Regions from separate parts of the Homo sapiens genome. Here all the other regions are linked to region 3. Evidence: read pairs that join two places in POLR2A ChIA-PET (ENCODE). Cell type or tissue: MCF 10A. All regions are shown on one strand.

The links. ChIA-PET counts read pairs that join two places held together with the same protein. Peaks named below come from ENCODE experiments on the same cell type or tissue, not always from the same donor. Only the 100,000 strongest peaks of a DNase experiment are listed, where the experiment ranks them.
Region 1: POLR2A ChIA-PET joins it to region 3 with 15 read pairs; 20 of 35 experiments call an interaction of 5 or more read pairs at or near these places.
Region 2: POLR2A ChIA-PET joins it to region 3 with 24 read pairs; 10 of 35 experiments call an interaction of 5 or more read pairs at or near these places.
Region 4: POLR2A ChIA-PET joins it to region 3 with 15 read pairs; 13 of 35 experiments call an interaction of 5 or more read pairs at or near these places.
Region 5: POLR2A ChIA-PET joins it to region 3 with 10 read pairs; 27 of 35 experiments call an interaction of 5 or more read pairs at or near these places.

The regions. Positions count from the first base shown.
Region 1 is chr16:48,605,593-48,609,592 of GRCh38, forward strand. All of the region lies in intron 1 of N4BP1 (NEDD4 binding protein 1), which reads right to left. Among named protein-coding and RNA genes, the nearest start is that of N4BP1, 2.6 kb to the right of the region's middle. RefSeq lists an enhancer at 3,719-3,768. In MCF 10A, no CTCF peak of the experiment used is centred here; DNase peaks (open chromatin) are centred at 1,609 and 3,119.
Region 2 is chr16:48,497,072-48,501,071 of GRCh38, forward strand. It overlaps the pseudogene MOCS1P1. Among named protein-coding and RNA genes, the nearest start is that of N4BP1, 110 kb to the right of the region's middle. In MCF 10A, no CTCF peak of the experiment used is centred here; DNase peaks (open chromatin) are centred at 2,420 and 2,930.
Region 3 is chr16:48,364,933-48,368,932 of GRCh38, forward strand. The region is part of intron 1 of SIAH1 (siah E3 ubiquitin protein ligase 1); the gene reads right to left. Among named protein-coding and RNA genes, the nearest start is that of SIAH1, 18 kb to the right of the region's middle. RefSeq lists an enhancer at 583-1,245 and a silencer at 953-1,382. In MCF 10A, no CTCF peak of the experiment used is centred here; DNase peaks (open chromatin) are centred at 1,039 and 1,729.
Region 4 is chr16:48,524,740-48,528,739 of GRCh38, forward strand. No RefSeq gene overlaps it. Among named protein-coding and RNA genes, the nearest start is that of N4BP1, 83 kb to the right of the region's middle. RefSeq lists a silencer at 3,427-3,603. In MCF 10A, a CTCF peak has its summit at 1,950 (motif pointing left); a DNase peak (open chromatin) is centred at 1,952.
Region 5 is chr16:48,621,014-48,625,013 of GRCh38, forward strand. LOC105371240 (a long non-coding RNA gene) reads left to right here and starts at 2,424. Exons shown (of 4, transcript NR_188470.1): 1 at 2,424-2,590. In MCF 10A, a CTCF peak has its summit at 2,380 (motif pointing left); a DNase peak (open chromatin) is centred at 2,438.

The DNA.
Region 1 (4,000 bases), 240 kb after region 3:
ACTTCTCACTCTTAGACATTGCCTCTCTAGCCCCTGTATTAATGCCAAATTGCATAAAAGTTACTCAACCCTTATTTTCAATTTCTGTACTCTTACTATTGAAAACCAGCAACAGACCACACTGAGCAGCCCCAGCCCAGAGGTGTAAACACTGAGGCATTTGTGGAAATGTAAATTTCTCATGTCCCCCTAACTCTTCCACGACTCTCCACTGACTACTTGCAGGTAAAATCCATGTTCTTCAGCAGGCCCCAAGCACTTTGTGATCCACTGGAGGAATCTGTGATGCAACTGCCCTCTTCCATGCCCCTGTGATTGCACACAGCTTCTTCCCTCTGCCAGGACCTCCCTGCTACCTAGGAAACCGGCTGGCAGAGCAACCCTTCCATTCCTGTGTTACAGAAACACCTTGCACACATTGCAGTTGTTGTATGTATCACACTTTACTGTATCTTCCCCATGTCTGTCTCCCCTAAGAGGCAACGTGATTCTTGAGGTCAAGGGGCAACCGTCAATACACTCCCTGGCACCAGAGAAGTCTTCCTTAAATGTTGATGAGCTGGTGGCCCCACCAGTCAATAGGTCAAACAACTTAACCATCCCTCCTGCCACCTGGCTTAAAACCGACCCCTAAATCCCTACATCCACCACACAGCTGCCCTGTCCCTGTAAAAACCTTACCACCCCCTACCCCCTCATGCCCAAGGCTAACTTGCAACAATGTTCATTTCACTGTTGGTCTTCTGTTTCAGGAAGATTCCATGCTTCTCAAAATCCTCACTGACTATTAAATAAGGTCCAATGACCTTAGCCTGGCATTTTGGTACCTCAGCCTTCATCTTTCCCAGGAGCACCTGGACACCTTTTACCATGACACTCCATGTTTTCTGGGCCTTTGCTCCACAACCACCTCTGTCTGGAAGGTCAGGTACCTGGGAATATTTGGCTCTTCAAAAGCCAGCTGAAGTACTGCTTTCTACGACAAATCTTCCCTTTAACAAAAGTGGTCACTGGTACAGAGTCAGTGCCTGTTTTTCAACCTGCATGCGCACTATCACTGTCTACTAGTAGTTTCCATTTCGCCCCTCTGCAGTCATTGGAGGCCCACCTAACTAAGCTCCACATTCTTCTCTACTCTAGCATTTGCAAAAGGCAGTGAATTCACATTTTAAAGGCAAAACACAAGCAAACCACTTGGTGGGACACAAGACAGTTCATCTTATCTTATTTTGAGCAGAGACACTATAGTTGAAAAACTCTTCTTTGCTCTAAATCTTCCTTCCTCTAAATCTGCTGCTCTTCCACAGCCTAACTTAAAATATTATAGATGTTGGATCAAATTTGCTTTCCTGTTCTTAGTTTTTAAAATCAAAATAATGGTTTTCTCCTCCTTCAAGAAAGTAAAACAAACTCCAAAACAAATTCAGAACAAAAAAGCCCTGATTGTGGCATTCAACTCTTACCTATGAGTCTCAAGGGGAGAAAAAAAAGAATTTCTTACAAGTGGGAGGGTTGACTTATGAGTAATACATATCACAAAGATCAACAAGCAGGAGCACATACTAGCAAGAAACTGTAAGACACACCTTTCCCAAACAGCTTGGCTAAACTGTGTGGCAAGGACAGCCAAGAAAACAGGCATTGGGCAGGTCTGGCAGGACCAGCAGGGCTCTTCTGCATAGCAAAGGAGTCATTCTCCATGCTTGCGATGAGTCTTGAGCAAAAGCAGAACCCAGAGGAGGCAGAACGCACAGCAAAGGCAGAGACTACTACAGTGGAGATTTAAGCTGAAAGGTGCTAAACCAGAACATTGGAAAAATAAAGTGGGGTTGGATTAATCGTTTTGTAAGTCAGAGGAGGAGTTTAGGCTGAATGAGACAGGTGACAGGAGGCTCTAGTAGGTTCCAGGGCAGGAGAATGACTTTTTGCAGGAGGATTACTCTAACACAAGTTGAACCAGGGAGGGAGGGAGCAATGAATGAGTAAAGGCAATGGAGCAAGGGAGGGGACACACAGGAATGAAAGTCTTAACCGCAGCAAAGGCAATAGAAAGGAAAGGAATGAATGCACGTAAGAGATTTTCAGAAGAAAAAGCAGGACTTAATCATGTCAAGCTTTTAAGCCCTGAGAAGTGCAGAAGATTGGATAGCTGGGGAGAATGGACGAAGGGGAATGCGCCTTAGACCAGCTGTCTGCAATCCAACTGACTAAAAAAGTTAAGCCCAGGAAAGCAAACTTGGTTCTATATCTACAATGCTGGCTTTCTGATTTGTTTTGTTTTGTTTTGTTGAGACGGAGTCTCGTGCTGTCGCCCAGGCTGGAGTGCAGTGGCGCGATCTCAGCTCACTGCAACCTGCCTTCCGGGTTCAAGCGATTATCCTGCCTCAGCCTCCCGAGTAGCTGGGCCTACAGGCGCGTACCACCACGCCGGGCTAATTTTTTGTATTTTTAGTAGAGATGCCACTGCACTCCAGTGTGGGTGACAGAGTGAGACCCTGTCTCAAACAGAAAAAAATAGGTAAATAAACATACATCCTTTCTTTCTGACATTCTCCGAGCGTTTTATTACTATTAATGGTTTTTTTCCGATTCTCAAGAACACGGTTTTCACCGTGTGACACAGGACAGTCTCAATCTCCTGATCTCGTGATCCTTCCACCTCGGCCTCCCAAAGTGCTAGGATTACAGGCGTGAGCCACCGCGCCCGGCCTACAATGTTTTAAGTTAAGCTTTGAAGAACTACACAGCTGAGTGCCCCGTCTCCTTTAAGGATGTGAAATGCAAACACTCACGATTTTTTGTTAAATCTAAGAACATCAGGAGATACGACTACTCAGATTCAAGGACACTGACATTACTTGACAAAGCAGGATGCAAAAAGAGGGCCCTTCCTGCCCACCCCGCAGACAGGGCTCATCATATGAGAGGCAAGTATCAAGAACGAAGGCTCTGGAAACAAACTCCCTAGGTCTGAATCCTGCTGCCCTACTTAGGAGATGGAAAAACCTAGAGAAACTTGGTTACCTAGGAGGAGCAACATACTGTGTTGCTTTTTGGTTTGGAAAGGGGGGGAAGTAGATAGAGGTGCTGAAGAGGTCTGAAATGCTGATTTAGGCAGAAGGTGAGTCACCACTTTGAGTTTCAGTTTCCCCAGCTGTTAATTAAAAAAAAAAAAAAAGGCGGGGTGGTGGTGGGGAGGATAAAATCTACCTTATTAGAAGCCATAAGGGCTGCACATTCCTTCTGAAGCAACCTGTGATGTTCTTAAGCGTTATGTAAATGTTAGTTGTAGGTAATATCAATACAAAGAATAACGCTATTTTTTGTTAACATATTAAATATCCGGCCGGGGTGGCTCCCGCGTGTAGTCCCAGCACTTTGGGTGACCGAGATGGGAGGATGACTTGAGTCCAAGAGTTCGAGACCTGCCCGGGCAACATAGTGAAATCCCCTACCAAAAAAAAAAAAAAAAATGAGCCGGGCGTGGTGGCGCGCTCCTATAGTACTAGCTACTCGGGAGGCTGAGGTGGGAGGATCACTTGAGCCCGGGAAGTCGAGGCTGCAGTGAACTGAGACCGCGCCACACTGCACTCCACTGTGGGTGACAGAGTGAGACCCTGTCTCAAATAGAAAAAAATAGGTAAACATAAATCCTTTCTTTCTGACATTCTCCGAGCGTTTTATTACTATTAATAGTTTTTTTCCGATTCTCAAGAGGAACTGAGATCCCAAAAAGGCTCAGAACTGCAGTAGTGGAGGCCCGGGACTGGGGGATAAAGGCTTAGGTGGTGGACGAGGCTGCGGGCCCAGCAACAGGCCTTGCGTACCATCCTGGGGGCCGGGGAACTGACAACAACAGGCGACATGCGCAGCGCACCCGATCCGTGCCACACGCTGTGCCTGCGCTTCATACACATCCCCCACTTTCATCCTCGCGACAGCCCTCTGAGGTAGGTACTTTCGTCAGCGCCACTTTACAAATGGGGAAACTGAGGCTCCG
Region 2 (4,000 bases), 130 kb after region 3:
GCTCATCCAGCCGGACGAGGTGGACATTGTGGCCCAGCTCCAGCGACTGGAAGGGCTGAGGACCATTGGTGTCACCACCAATGGCATCAACCTGGCCCGGCTGCTGCCCCAGCTTCAGAGGGCTGGTCTCAGCGCCATCAACATCAGCCTGGACACACTGGTGCCTGCCAAGTTTGAGTTCATTGTCCGCAGGAAAGGCTTCCACAAGGTCATGGAGGGCATCCACAAGGCCAATGAGCCAGGCTACAACCCTGTGAAGGTGAACTGTGTGGTGACGCGAGGCCTTAACGAGGATGAACTCCTGGACTTTGCGGCCTTGATCAAGGGCCTCCCCCTGGACGTGGCCTTCATAGAGTACATGCCCTTTGATGGCAACAAGTGGAACTTCAAGAAGATGGTCGCTATAAGGAGATGCTAGAAACTGTATGGCAGCTGTGGCCAGAGTTGGAGAAGCTGTCAGAGCAGGAATCCAGGACAGCCAAGGCCTTTAAAATCCCTGGCTTCCAAGGCCAGATCAGCTTCATCATGTCCATGTCTGAGCATTTCTGTGGGACCTGCAACCACCTGCAAATCACAGCTGACGGGAACCTCAAGGTCTGCCTCTTTGGAAACTCTGAGGTATCTCTACGGGATCACTGTGATCTGGGGCCTCCAAGCAGGAGCTGCTGAGAATCATTGGCGCTGCCGTGGGCAGGAAGAAGCAGCAGCATGCAGGCATGTTCAGTATTTCCCAGATGAAGAACTGGCCCATGATCCTCATCGGTGGGTGACCCCCATCAAGACATTTTTGATGTTCCACGATTCCCCACCAGCCAATCCAAGCATTTCCTCCTGGGACCCCCTCCATGTTCAAGGTCTGAGATCCAGAATGAATTTCTCCAGTCAGATGGCCACTTTATGGAAAGGATACAGGGTACCCCAGACCCCTCTTCTAGCCCAGCAGCAGCTAGGTTCTGGCTCCTTTCAGAGACACTACACTTCCCATGCAGACTCAGATGCCAACTCAAAGTGCCTTAGCCCAGGTTCCTGGGCTCCTGCTGCCCCCTCAGGACACCAGCTAAACTCAGAACAACTAACTCATGTGGATTTGGAAGGACGGGAAGCTATGGTAGATGTGGGCAGGAAGCCAGACACAGAGTGGTTGGCTGTGGCCTCAGCCATGGTCATCCTGGGGCCTGTAGCCTTCAAGCTTGTCCAGCAGAACCAGCTCAAGAAAGGAGATGCCCTGGTGGTGGCCCAGCTGGCTGGAGTCCGGGCAGCCAAGGTGACCAGCCAGCTGATCCCTCTGTGCCACCACGTGGCCCTGAGCCACGTCCAGGTGCAGCTGGAGCTGGACAGCACATGCCATGCTGTGGAGATCTGGGCATCTTGCCAGGCTCGGGGCCCCCACCAGGGTGGAAATGGAGGCCCTGACCTCTGCTGCAGTGGCCGCCCTCACCCTGTGTGACATGTGCAAGGCTATCAGCAGGGACATCGTGTTGGAGGAGATCAAGCTCATTAGCAAGACTGGAGTTCAGTGGGGGGACTTCCATTGGGTTTAGCTTCTGCCCTTCTCACCCATGGCCCAGCCAGGTCTGAAGATGGGGTGCAATTTAAGCTGAGGGAAAGACATCAAGTTCCTTTCATCACAGTCACTGTTTACCTTGAGCAGTAAACCTGAAGTCAGCCTGCTCTACTACTAGGCCTGCTGCTAGATGATCTTTAATGACCAATGGGGCTTCCTTTCTATAGGGAGGATACCAGGAGGCCCTTAAGCCTTCCAGGACACTAAGTTCATGGGAGCCAGACTGCAACAAGCAATGCTAGATAACTGAGAAATCATGTTCTTTCTGGACTATTTCAGACAAACAGTCTCAGACAGTCCAGCCCAGAAATGTTCCTTCTCATTTTGGGTTTTCTCTTCTCCTACTTTCCTGGGGAGAGATTAAGGGCTCATTAAGCGGAGGAACCCACTTTGAGGAGAGTAAAGCCCAAGCTTGCCTGAAGAATGCATCTCCCCAGCAGCTCTGCCTCCCTAAGTCTGTGAAGCCACAGCCCTGCCCTGTCCTGACTTTATCTCCCTTCTGCCCAAGTCTATGTCCCATCAAACTTGCAGCTTTTCAGCTTAACAGTTGCCTGGTCCTGCTGGCCCCCTTTTCTCAGGCCCCCCTCCTCTGAAACGGGATGTGAACACGTGGGCCACAGCCCTAAGGACTCCTGACAGACCACATAGCCCACAACTGGCCCTGCTCATGGCTGTTCCACCCACCCCTCTTTATTCTGGAGCATATCAGGGAAAGAAGAGTTGACGATAGATTGCCTTCACCCTCACAGTGCACAAATAAAGCTACGATGCCAACTTTGCATATGCAATAAATAAATAAATAAATAAAGTAAGTAAGTAAATAGATGAGTAGTTGCCTGGGGTTGGGGGAGGGGCAATGGGGAATGATTGCCTAATGGATATCGGGTTTCCTTTTGGCATGATGAAAACATCCTAAAACTAGATAGTGGTGATAGTTGCACAACTTTATGAATATACAAAACCCCACTGAATTGCACTCTTTAAAAGGATGAATTTAATGGTATGTGAATTATACCTCATAAATAAAAATTAAAAAAAAACACAGAAACAGCTTTATAAGCTGAGTATTAGAGGCATGGAAGGATCCATCAAAAGGCAAAGTTGAAAGAGACTCCTTCTTAGGAGCAGGAAGAGGACTTGGGAGGGCAATTGTTTTTCATTATTAGTCCTTCTGGATCCTTTGAGACATACATATATATATATATTTTAAATGTATCTGTATTACTTTGGTAAAATTTTTAAAGAAAATTTAAAGGAAAAAAGTGACATAAGAATCTTTCTTTCTTTGTAGCCTTGGATAAGCTAGCAACTCATGTAAGCAAGAACTTTTCTCTCTTATTTCCAGGCAAGCTGCCAAATTAAATCCCTTTCTTTTCCTGCTGGCGTCTGCCAACGTGATGTCAGAGACTGAAAACTAGCTTCTAAGTAAATAGGAAAAAAGAAAAATAAAAAGCACATTCTTAACTAAAATCACACATTTATAATTCTTCAGGCTCATGACTAACACAATGTTTTTCATAACCCTGAAAAAGTGAGGAGCATGTCATAACTCACAAATAACCTCTAAAACCATTTAAGAGCTTTTTAGCAAGAGAAAGGAGAGTGTTAAACAGCAGTAAGCTGTCACATCAATCCAGATCTAAATTCCAAACCAGTAGGACAAATGTACACAGCCACGTGTACATGAACTCTGCAGATATCAAAATAGAAGTTTATGCTTTCAGCTGAGCAATCCATTTTCCTGGGGAGAACACTTTCTTCCTGCAAATGAGTATGAAAGGCCTCAAATTCAAGATTTCTGAGCAACTGCTCCTGAAGAATCCAGTTTCAACTCCTACAAAATGCAACTTAAAAACAAAATGTAGACATATTTTCTTTTCTTTCTCTTTTTCTGAGATGGAGTCTTGCTCTGTTGCCCAGGCTGGAGTGCAGTGATGTGATCTCGGCTCACTGAAACCTCCGCCTCCCAGGTTCAAGTGATTCTCCTGCCTCAGCCTCCCGAGTAGCTGGGATTACAGGCGCCCGCCACCACGCCCAGCTAATTTTTGTATTTTTAGTAGAGACGTGGTTTCACCATGTTGGTCAGGCTAGTCTCGAACTCCTGACCTCGCGATCCACCCGCCTCGGCCTCCCAAAGTGCTGGGATTACAAGCGTAAGCCACTGCGCCCGGCCCTTTCTTTCTTTCTCGATTTTCTTTTCTTTCTTTCTTTCGTTCTCTCCTCTCTGTCTTCTTCTTCTTCTTCTTTTTTTTTTCTGACAAGGTCTCACTCTGTCACCCAGGCTGGAGTGTAGTGGTACGATCTCGGCTCACTTTCAACTCTGCCTCCCAGGCTCCAGCGATCCTCCCAGGTAGCTGGGACTACAGGTGTGTGCCACAACACCCGGCTAATTTTTTTATTTTTATTTTTTTTGTAGAGGCGGGGATTTCCTCATGT
Region 3 (4,000 bases):
TTATACATTTATCAACAACAGTTCGGGCTCACATTACAATATATCTTTGCCATTTTCCAAACACTACAGAAAGCACATTTTAACTCCTATTCAAAGTGTGAAAAAGAAGCGAAATGTGAACGGTATTTCTTGGGAACGGAGGTATTACAGGACAGCAACTGCTAAAGCCTCTCAAAGCTCCAAGGGTGGAACCCAGCTCCATCTTGAAACAGAAAAGGAATCCCAACCACACAGGCGCCCTGCAGTAGGAACCAAGGACAGCCCTGCAGAAGTCATGACGTAACCTGAAGTTTGATTTAAACAGAAAAAAGAACAGCAGCCCAAATGAAACATGACTGAGAACCTCGGAAACGTCTCGATTCTGCTGCAGCCATTCCCTAAGCCAGGCAGGTTCCACTGACTAATAGCGTTCAAGTTTCACAGCCTCAGCAAACCATCCTCTTAATGTCAATACCTTTTCTCTTCCTTGTCCTGGCCGCTGGTAAACATGTGAACAAGACTCCCCTCCAGGAGTACAGAGAAGGTGGAGTAGCCTTTCCCGTCATGAGAAGTCAGGCCACGCATTGCGTTTCCCCCAAGAAGTAAAGGAACAGGCCCCTCCTGGGCTCTTTCTGCTCCTAAGCACAGAAGACCCAAATTCGCGTCTGAGGTCAGGATCCAAATACCATTTACTTCTCAGAAGCACCAGTTACAGAGGTGGAGAAAGGAAGCCTTTCCATCCCCAGGAGGCAACCACACCTCCCTGTGAGCTCAAATTCGACTGCATCTCCAAAAATGGGAGCCACAGCTGCGCTGTCCTCCAATGTGCCCTAAGCTTTCGTCTGTCTCCCAAGTTTGTTTTCTCCAGATTCACTGGGTAGGGTCCTGCCCAGCTCCAGTGGAGGCCACGGATGCAGGGGGCGACGCGCTGGCTGAGAAGGAAGTGCGCTCCCTGAGCCAGCTCAAGAGTTACTGCAGGAGCCTGCCTGCCGGGAGAGCCATTTGGAGCCTCGGCCGGGGCTGGGCCTGCGTTGGGAACGCCTACTCCAACCCGGGGCGCCAGGGCCAGTTCAGGGCGCGCGGCGCACAGGGCGATGCCCGTCTTGCTCGCGCAAGGGTGGGGCCGTGCCCGCAAGCCCCGCCCCCCAGCCAAAGGCCGGGGGCGTGGGGGAGCCCCCGCCACCCCGCCGTTGACCCCATCCCACCCCAGCGACATCGAACCTTCCTCAGCATTTCCACCAGTTTAAAATTAGGTGGAACCACGCTATTTTCGGTAGGTCAGAACAGTCGAATATCGGCAGTTTCTTATGGTTTCGATCTAAGAGCTACAGCGTATCTGGGAAATGCGTGGCCACACTGGCGCTACGCTCCAGGTTTATCGTGCGAACTCTAAATTTTTAGAGTGAAAACATTCTCCCTAATTCATTCAACGGCTATTTACCGGGCATCAACTACCATATTTCCTCAATTCTAGCTCACTTCATTTCTACTCCTATCAGCACTATATTTTAAACTCTCCTTACCCACTGTGAAAAGACTTTGCAGGAAAAGTAGTAAGCACACTTCTGCCACATTAAACTCCTACTTAAACCTCCTAAGAGATTATACTCTCTTCCCACTCTGGGAAAGCCATCTTAAATGGCCTCATTAAACGCAGAGTAGCTTGTTTTGTTTTTAAACAAGCACTACCCTTGCCCCAATAAAGTCCTGCGCCTCAGATTTGCATTGCATCAGCTAGTGCGTGCAGAGGTTTAACCTGTCATTACATCATGCTTAGGGCAGCCTCAAAATGCAGCAAGAGTTGGCAGTGAGGAGTGAACCCAATGCAAGGAATTGCAGATTACCCACTTTCAGCAGGAAATTTTAACTCTAACCACTTCCTCACTCTATTAAGTGTGTTCAATCACCTCAACCTCGTTTTACAATACAGGCTACACAAAACAGCATTAGGAAAAGAAATATAATTGAAAATAGACACAGTCAGCCCCACAACTACTTTTTTTCCTTTTTTTTGAGACAGGGTCTCACTCTGTTGCCCAGGTCTGAGTGCAGTGGCACAATCTCCACTCACCGCAGCCTCGGTCTTCTGGGCTCGAGCAATCCTCCCACCTCAATCTCCCCAGTAGCTAAGACCACAGGCTGGCACCACCACTCTCGTTAATTTTCTTTGTAAAGATAGGGAGTCCCCATGTTGCCCAGGCTGGTCTCGAACTCCTGGGCTAAAGCCATCAGCCTGCCTTGGCCTCCCAAAGTGCTGAGCCACTGTGCCCAGTCTATATTTTTATTTTCTAATATTTTTTCATTCGACAGGTCTTAAATTTCCCTAGAGAAGAAAATTTCATATAGAGAAACTCTTCCAAACAGAACCAAAATGTATACAACAAAAAGATGACTGATTATTTCTCAAGCAAAAGATATTTCACTGTTTACCAAACTCCAAAAGATCTGTACAGAGCCTTACAGCACACTCTGAAAACCACTGATCTATGGACAGGCCCCTCTACTTAATTAAGTCAGAAAAGTGGAAGCATTCTAGAGTCATCTACACTTGGATTCAGACCCCGGCTCCACCAGTTGTTGAGCTGTAAAACTGGACTGTTTCCAGCCTCAACTGGCTTTTGTCTAGATTGAGATGGGTAATTTATGTGTATCATGGATGGTACATATTCCAGAATATTTAAGTTTTCAGCTGAGACCTGATTTAATTGCCAAGTCATCAATTAGTCACAGACTCAGAATTTGTAGATTCCAAGAAACACACTCCAAAAGATGCCTTAACCTTGCAAAGGTGATCAAACATGTCTGCCAAGAATCAACCACCATTTAATTTTTAGCACAATAAACCTTAATTCTCAACTAGGTAGAATATTTACACTAGTTTTACAAAAAGCTGAAAAGTTCACAGAAGTACCTTAAGACAAGCCCATAGAATCCAAAACTGGCAAAAATCCAAAACTTAGCAAGAATGCACTATTACCTACACTTTCTAAAGCCTACGTCCCAAGCCCAGTTTGGTATATAGTTTAAGTAGATGTCAATCTAAACAAAAACATTTTAGAATCAGCCTTTAATGTTGTCTTAGTAATTTCAGAGCATTCAGCCATTGCTTTACCACCTTAGCATACTTAACAGTAGAAAGATAAACTTTTATTCTCAATTCCACGTGGTAATCTTTGTTTCCTTTTATAAATTACTTATAAAAGTTTAAAATGGAGAAATGTAGTCAGATATGGAAAAAAATCATAATATATTGTAAATGAAGTTACAAATAGAACACAGACGTGAGGGACGGGGTGAGAAACCAAGAGGGCTACAACATCAGACCAATGAATCAGTTACCTATATGAGGATACTGGTGATTTTTAGCTGTATTTTCTCCAAAGGGGACAATAAACTGCTTTATAAAGATTAGTCTGATTAACAACTGTGAAAACAGTCAAAATGAGCAAAAAGTAAAACATGTTTATTCTTAATTTAGTAAAAAACAACAACAACAAAAAACAGCTGGGCGTGGTGGCTCACGCCTGTAATCACAGCACTTTGGGAGGCCAAGGCAGGTGGATCACCTGAGGTCAGGAGTTCAAGACCATCCTGGCCAACATGGTGATACTTTGTCTCTACTAAGTAAATACAAAAATTAGCCGGGCATGGTGGCGTGTGCCTGTAATCCCAGCTACTTGGGAGGCTGAGGCAGAAGAATCACTTGAACCTGGGAGGCGGAGGCTGCAGTGAGCCAAGATCGACTTGAACCCAGGAGGCGGAGGCTGCAGTGAGCCAAGATCGTGCCACTGCATGCACTCCAGCCTGGGCGACAGAGCAAGATTCCATCTCAAAAAAAAAAGAAAGGGTAGGATGCAATTATCACTACCCCATCTCTAGTAAAACAAAAATTATTCTTAGAAACAATAAAATATAAAATAAAATTATAGGTATCAGATTACAAATTTGCTCTTTCCATTAGAAATCTTAATTAAATAAAACTCCTCCATTCAAAACACTTAAGGCTTTTCTTGTTCCCAGA
Region 4 (4,000 bases), 160 kb after region 3:
TCTGCCCGGAATGCACCTTCCCAGAACTGGCTAACGCCAGCTCTGATGGCCCCAGCCAGGCCCCTAGGGAGTGAATGATCTTTCGGGTCATCCCAGCACCCAGCACCCAGCCTTCAAGTCTCTATCTGAGTCCTCAGATATCATGAAGTAGAGACAGGCCAGACTCAGTGTCCTTTTTACATTTCCGACCCACAGTAACGTGGAAGATAATAAACATTGTTGAAGCCACTGCTCTTGGGCGTAATTTGTTACACAGCAGTAGATGTGAGGGCCGACTCCCCACTCCTGCCCCTCCCTCTGTGAGATGCTCACAGCACCCTACTGGTTTCCTCTTTGCACTGACCACATTGTCACCATGCCTGTTTGCATGCATATTTGAGTGACGTCTCATTAGCTCCACGAGGGCAGGAACCTTGGCTGCTGTGCCCACTGTTTTGTCCCTAGCAGTGAGCACAGCATGGTGCCTGGCTCTGTGTTCAAAACATGAACCTTGAATGAATGAATGAATGAAGCTGGTAAGAGGCAGGAGCCTGTCTCAGTGACCTGGAGGTGGAATTTGAATCCTTCCTAGAACGTCCTGTCTCCTCCTTCTGGGAACCGGCAGGTGACAGTGAGTGAGGTGGTATAGGGGGCTGGAGGGGGAGAGAGTAGTAGGTGGCAGCCAAGGGTAGATCCCCACGGCCACCAGTGCAGGGAGGATTTCAGACTCTGATCCACTGGCAGCACTTCCTCCTCTTTGTCTCCTTTGGCCTCTTCTCATTGTTTTGGACACACCAGCTGCTTCCTGTGGCACACCTGGAGGATGGGCAGTGCTGTCCCTTGGCACCCTCCCACAGGCTGTGCTCTCACATCTTTCATGCCCACTCCCACAGGGCCCACATGTTTCTCCTCCAAGGAGACTCCCAGGTTACCCTGAGGCTCAGGCACCTGTTGGTTCCTGTTACTGCCCCAGGGCCCCTCATCAGCACTAGGGAAGCAGGCAGCGTGACGTCTTCAGGTCACTGGAAGTGAATATAAGTTGACTAAGACTCAAAACAACAAAATACGCAAACAACCCCCACCCCAAACTGCTTCCCTCTACCCATACCTTAGCAACCATCATCTGACAAGTAACAGACACGTTAGGTGACCCAGGAGGCACCTTTGCCGCCATCTCTCCTTGGAGGCGGTACCCTCCCAGGAGGCTCCCACCCAATTCCCTTGTCTTCTTGTCTCTGAGGCTTTTTCTGAGGTCAGGGGAGGGGGCGTCCTCCCCTCTACCCAGCATAACTTGGTTGGGTGCTGTGGCATGGACCTTGCTTGGGGTAAGGGAGTGCCCTGTGCCCTCCTGCCATCCCTAGTTCCAGGTTTCCTTTATTCTAATTTTCTAGCTTGATGAAAACGTTGGCATGTTTATAGGACCACGAATAAAATGCAGTGAAATTTACCTTTTGCATTCCCTGAAACAGTCAGCCTGTTTCCTGAAACAAGTTTCCTTGACCTTTGGACATTCCAGGAGTCACATTTCCCACCCCACGCTGCCCCCACCCACTGGCTAGCTGATCCTTCCACTGTGCTGGGCTAAGGCTATGCTTACGTTGACATCACTGAAACCCTACGTGCCAAGCTGTGCATAGAGGAAGGCAAAGTGTTCTAGGAAGCAACGGAATACAGGTGGTCCCTGGCGGCTCGGTCTGCAGGTGAAAAAATGCAGGTGGGGGTTGTTTTTTAGGGCTGTGTAGGGACTGATCTGGGAATCAGCCAAGGGAGCATAAAACCTGACACCACCTCCCATAATCTGGGTGCCCAGCACCCTCCATTTAACTCTGGCTTGGTGGAACCCCCTTGCACTTCCCTCCACAAGTGCCACTTGGGTCACAAGCCGCCATTCTGTTCATTCACCTGACAGTGCGCCCTTCTCCTGGTCCCTGCACCTCTGACACACACAGATGATGGTGAGTTGACTCCACCTGGTGGCTCCTTGGCCCAGGTTATCAGTGATGACTCAAGGCTGAGCTGCCTATTTCCTGGGAGGCGCTTCTTAGAAAGGAATAGGCCCTGTCACTTCCCAGGTAGCTTTCAGCAGCCCCTACCACCTCTCCCACCTACCTTCGACAGAGTTGCTTGCCAGCCTTCTCAGCTGGGGCTTCCTGGCAACTACACCTTGCCAGGGCTTGCAGCCCAGCAGCATGGCAGGGGCTAATGGCCACAGGGTTGTCATGGGAAGCACCAGAGGGCCACAGGATCCCTAGCCTGGGCCTGTCTCTAGGTAACCTCAGAATGCAGGCATGGAAGAGGATCAACCCCTTGTCGGGCAGCAGAGGAGACTGAGGCAAAGAGAAGAAACCTTTCTGATGTGCTCCTCCTCACTGGACCTTTCTTGTCCAGCTTCCCTTCCATGGCCCACACCAGGAGGCAGCAACTGGCTGGCTGTGCACAAGGATGGAAATGGATTACACCAGGGTGTGCACTGACCCAGGGACCATGCGTCCAAATGCTGGTAAGCCACCTATGAAGGATGCCCATGGGGTGGCATCAACTAAGCCAACCAGATTGGGACCAGACTAAAGAATATATGGGGACTAGGGGCTAGAAGCGAGAGGAGACAAGAGGGACCAGAGAGCCTGGAGCCAAGGCTGTTGCTGCCCCCAAACCACCTCAGGCACTGTGGACTGCCAAGTCCTGATGGGCCCCCAAACCACCTCAGGCACTGTAGACCCCAAGCCCTTACGGGCCCCCAAACCACCTCAGGCACTGTGGACCCCAAGTCCTTATGGGCCCCCAAACCACCTCAGGCACTGTAGACCCCAAGTCCTGATGGGCCTCAACCAGGCTCTCCCTGCGTCACTCTCACCCTCATCAGGGCTCCTATGTTGGCTACCCCCTGTCCAAATATATCTACCCACATTCGGTGTTTTCATTTTTTTTTCTGTAAGCTTTATAGTTTTACATTTAGACATGATCCACTTTTTTTTGTTTATTTGACACAGAGCCTTGCTCTGTCACCTAGGCTGGAGTGGATCTTTGCTCACTGCAACCTCCACCTCCTGGGTTCAGGTGATTCTTGTGCCTCAGCCTCCTGAGTAGCTGGGATTACAGACAGCTGGGTGGCTGTACTACCATGCCCAGCTAATTTTTGTATTTTTAGTAGAGATGGGGTTTTGCCATGTTGGCCAGGCTGGTCTTAAACTGCTGGCCTCATGTAATCCGCCACCTTGGCCTCCCAAAGTGCTGGGATTACAGGCGTGAGCCACTGCACCTGGCCATTATCCATTTCTATTTAATTTTTGTATATGATATGAATATAGGTGGAGGTTCATTTTTGGTTTATGGATTATATTAGTTTTCTGTGCTGCATAAGGACCACAAACTTAGCAGCTTAAAGCAATACACATTTATTTTATCACAGCTTCTGTGGGGCCAGGAGTCTCTGCACAGTTTGGCTGCATCCTCTTCTTAGAATCTCCCCAGGCTGCAATCAGGGTGTCCCTGGGCTTTGTTCTCATCTGGAGGCTTGACTGGGGAGAATCTGTTCTAAGCTCATTCAGATTGTTGGTGGGATTCATTTCCTTGCAGCTGGAGTACTGAGGGCTCCAGCTCCCTGCTGGTCACTCACAGCTCCTAGAGGTCTCCTACAAGTCCCTGTCACATGGACTTCCCAAACACAACTGCTTACTTAATCAAGCCAGCAAGGAGAGTCTGGAGTAGTCAGCTAGCAAGATGGAATCTTATATAATGTAACATAATCATGAAAATGACCTCCTGTAGCTTGTCAGGCTCTATTGATTAGAAGCAAATCACAGGTCCCACCCATACTCAAGGGGAGGGGTTCCACTAAGGTGTGAACACCAAAAGGCAAGGGACCCTGGGAGCCATCTAAAAGTGAGCCTGCCCACCATGTGGACACATTATTTGCTAAAAAGAATATCCGTTCTCCATTGAATTGTCATCACAGTGGGATTTCTTTGTTTGTTTTTGTTTTTTGAGACAGAGTCTCGCTCTGTGTCACCCAGGCTGGAGT
Region 5 (4,000 bases), 260 kb after region 3:
CCAGACTGGGCACCACAGCAAGGCCCTATCTCTGTAAACCATAAAATAACTACCTGGGCATGGTGGTGGGTGCCTGTAGTCCCAGCTACTTGGGAGGCTGAGGTGGGAGGATCACTTGAGCCCAGGATTTCGAGGCTGCAGTGAGCCATGATCAGGCCACTGCATTCCAGCCTGGGCAACAGAGCAAGACCCTGTCTTTAAAAGAAAAAAAAAACCAACTGCATGCACTGAAAGACACGGTTGGCCAGGCAATTCCTCCCTCTAACAGCCCCAAGTCTCAGGCTGGAGAGGTGCTTGGAGACGACTCTTCACTACAAGGTCCTGTTTGACCCACCTTCTTTAATTTACAGAAGAGGAAGCCAAGAGCAAGAGGGGAAGTGCCTTGCCCACAGTCCCATGGTTATCTTTCCCTACAGCGTAACCCAGTGCAGACACCTCTTCAATCACAGGCTCACTGAAGCTGTGTCTGGGGAAGGGCCACTCCACCTCCTCTATCTTCCCTGCACTCACTTGTCTGGCCAGCTGCCCTGGGTCCTGCCTCCCTGCAGCTGCCTCCACAGCAGCAATGCACTGGGGCAGAGGGAGGAAGACCCCTCAAGAAGGTTGTGGGACAGGTGATTGGTCACCAGATATGGGAGGCCAGCCAGGTGACCTCTTGGGACTACCTGACCCTGTGATGCCATCAGCTTGGCATCAGACCTCAGGGGTGGGGTGGGCTCACAGGAAACTGGGCCTCTACCCTTCCCCTCCAGCTTACCAGTCAAAAATAACTTGCAGTTTCCGGAAGAACGTGCATCTTGCAAGAAGCCCTGGAATCTGCTGCCCGGCACAGAATGTCGGTCAGGGTTGAACCCCTCTCTCTCCGGCTTTGCTTGGCTTTCCTTTCACCACCTGTTACCTCATTTCATTCAGAATTCCTGTTGGTTTCTGCGCTGGAATCCCTGATTTTCCTCAAGTGTGGAAAACACAGCACTGATGAGATACCAGTTGCTTTTCAGCGGTAAACTGACAGACTTGTAAGAAATCATGACTGTTGTGTATTTATTTTTATAGTTCTCTTATGTTTTGGTGAGAAATACTGGGCTTCTAGTTAGTATAGCAATAAACTATTTCCCTTATATTTAGCTCTACTTATTTACTTTTTTTTTTTTAATACAGATAACTCTTGTTTGTTTATTTTAGAGACAGAGTCTTGCTCTGTCGCCCAGGCTGGAGTGCAATGGTATGATCTCGGCTCACTGCAGCCTTGAACTAACTCCTAAGCTCAAGCGATTCTCCTACCTCAGCCTCCTGAGTAGCTGGGACTACAGGTGTGCACCACTGCACCTGGCTAATTAAAAAAAAATGGGCATTTGATGTCGGTGCCTGCTTGGGTCTCTTCCAAGCATACTTTCCTTTCCTTTCTTTCCTGTTCTAAAGCCTTTTAAATAAACTTACACTCCTGCTCTGAATTTTTTCTTTTTTTTTTGAGAAATGAGGTCTTGCTATGTTGCCCAGGTTGCTCTCAAATTTCTGACCTCAAGAGATCCTCCAGCCTGGGCTTCCCAAACTGTTGGGATTGCAGGCATGAGCCACTGTACCTGGCCTACATTTAACTTTAAACAGTTGAGTTGAAGAAAAAAATAACTGAGTCATATTTCAGGTGACATGTAGGTACGTCCAAAATCATCAAGGGGATGTAAATGACTCAGAGTGGGAAATTCTCAGTTGGTGCCCCAGGACCGAGGACTCTGTCCCTGGGGTGGGGGTTGCTAGCAGCCGCAGGTCTTTGGGGAAGCCCGTGTAGGGTCTAAGACCACCGAGCTGGCGACCGAGTCCTGGCCCCTCCGCTCCTGGTGCTGCGCGGCCTTCCCTGCTCCCGGGCCAGGCTTCCCCATTTCTGCAAGGCGGAGGGTCCGCCCGCCCTTCCTGCGGAGACACTCGCTTTTTTTTTTTTAATTTTAATTTTAATTTTTATTTGACTTTAAGTTCTGGGATACATGTACAGAACGTGCAGGCTCGTTACATAGGTATACATGTGCCATGGTGGTTTGCTGCACCTATCAACCCGTCATCTAGGTTTTAAACCCCGCATGCATTAGGTACTTGTCCTAATGCTCCCCCTCCGCTTGCCCCCCACCCACCGATAGGACCCGGTGTGTGATGTTCCTCTCCCTGTGTCCAGGTGTGTTCCCATTGTTCAACTCCCACCCCTGGACACTCGCTTTTTCACCCTCCTGCCAGCTTTTCTGCTTAGACCTGGACACAGAGTGCAGCGGGAAACTTTCAGCTCTCACACATACCTATCAAGCATTTATTGAGCTCCTGTGAACACAGACACTCCTGCTCTCTCCAGGAAGCGCTCCCGGCTCAGGGCGCCTTGGGTCCGTGGCGCCACCTGCTGTTCTCGCGGCGCCAGCGCAGTCTGCGAGGCCGTCCCAGCTCTTTCCACCCGAGCGCGAGGTAGACGCCGGGGCCACCCGCAGCACGCAGAGCTTCTGGGAGCCGGTGGCAAGGCCGAATTGGGATGCAAACCAAATGGACGTGGGTGACTGGCAGAAAACGCCTCCCACAAATGGGAGGGATTTCGGAGGGAACCGAAAGAAAGTTGGTAAGCACCCACAGCCCCGAGCTTGGCTTTTGTTTTTTCTCTCTGACAAAAAAGCTTGGAAGGGCACTTCCAGGCAACCAGGGGCGACTGGGTCAGCTGCTACCCGCGCTGCTTCCTCGAATGTGGAGAGAGCAGCTGGGGAGGTGGGGGAGTGCATCAGAAGCTCAGTAAAATGCAACGGGGACTTTGCACCCTCTTTTTGCTGCTTCAAGTGGACAGAAGGTGATCAGATGTCAGAGCGGGGAGGGCGACTTCCTCCATCCCTACCCCCGCCCTCAGGTCACATGAGGGAAATTACTCCCCAAAGCTCTCTTTCTTAACACTGTCTGGTGATGACTCCAGAACTTCTCAGCATCTAGAACGACAACCTTAGCACGTCAGTCTGCCTGGGCCTGCCACCTCCGGAGGCCCAGAAGTGACACCGAAGGACACAGGGCATCTCCATCTAGCTGTTCTCAGCTTTGATGTGCCCGAATTAAAGGGGTAGGGTGGGCTGGGAGCGGTGGCTCACGCCTGTAATCCCCGCACTTTGGGAGGCCTTGGGCGGGGGGGGGGGGGGGCGCGGATCACGAGGTCAGGAGTTCGAGACCAGCCTGGCCAACATAGTGAAACCCCGTCTCTACTAAAAATACAAAAATTAGCAGGGCATGGTGGCGCGTGCCTGTAGTCCCAGCTACCCGGGAGACTGAGGAAAGAGAATCGCTTGAACCCGGGAGGCGGAGGTTGTGGTGAGCAGAGATCCGCCACTGCACTCCAGCCTGGGTGATAGAACGAGACTCGACCTCAAAAAAAAAAAAAAAAAAAAGAGGGGCAGGGTGTTAAAATACAGTAGCAGTAGCTTAGGTTCCATCCACCTCTATTAGATTCTGGCTCAGTGGGTTTGGGGTGGGACTCTTGGCATGGATATTTTTAACAGGAACCCCAGGTGTTCCTGGTGCTCCATAGGTTGAGAACTCCTGCCCTGGCTTCCAAGGCACGCGCTTTGTCCAACATTCTTCCAAGTGCAGTGCAAAATAAAGAGTCACTGTGAACTCGCAGCGCTCTTGGGCTAGATTATGTGCTCCTTGCTTTACAAGAATTCTCATTTAATGCTCCCGGGAATGCTTTGATGGACATCATTTTCATGTGCATTTTGAAGAACGGGGAAGCCTGGGTAACATGGCGAAACCTTGTCTCTACCAAAAGTACAAAAACTAGCCAGACATGGCGCATGCCTGTAGTCCCAGTTACTCGGGAGGCTGAGATGGGAAGATTGCTGGAGCCGGGGAGGTCAAGGCTGCAGTGACCCGAGATTGAGCCACTGCACTATTCAGCCTGGGCGACAGAGCAAGACCCTGTCTTGAAAAAAAAAAAAAAAAAAAAGAATGGGGAGACAAAGACTTAGAGAACTTACTTGACTTTTCCAATGCC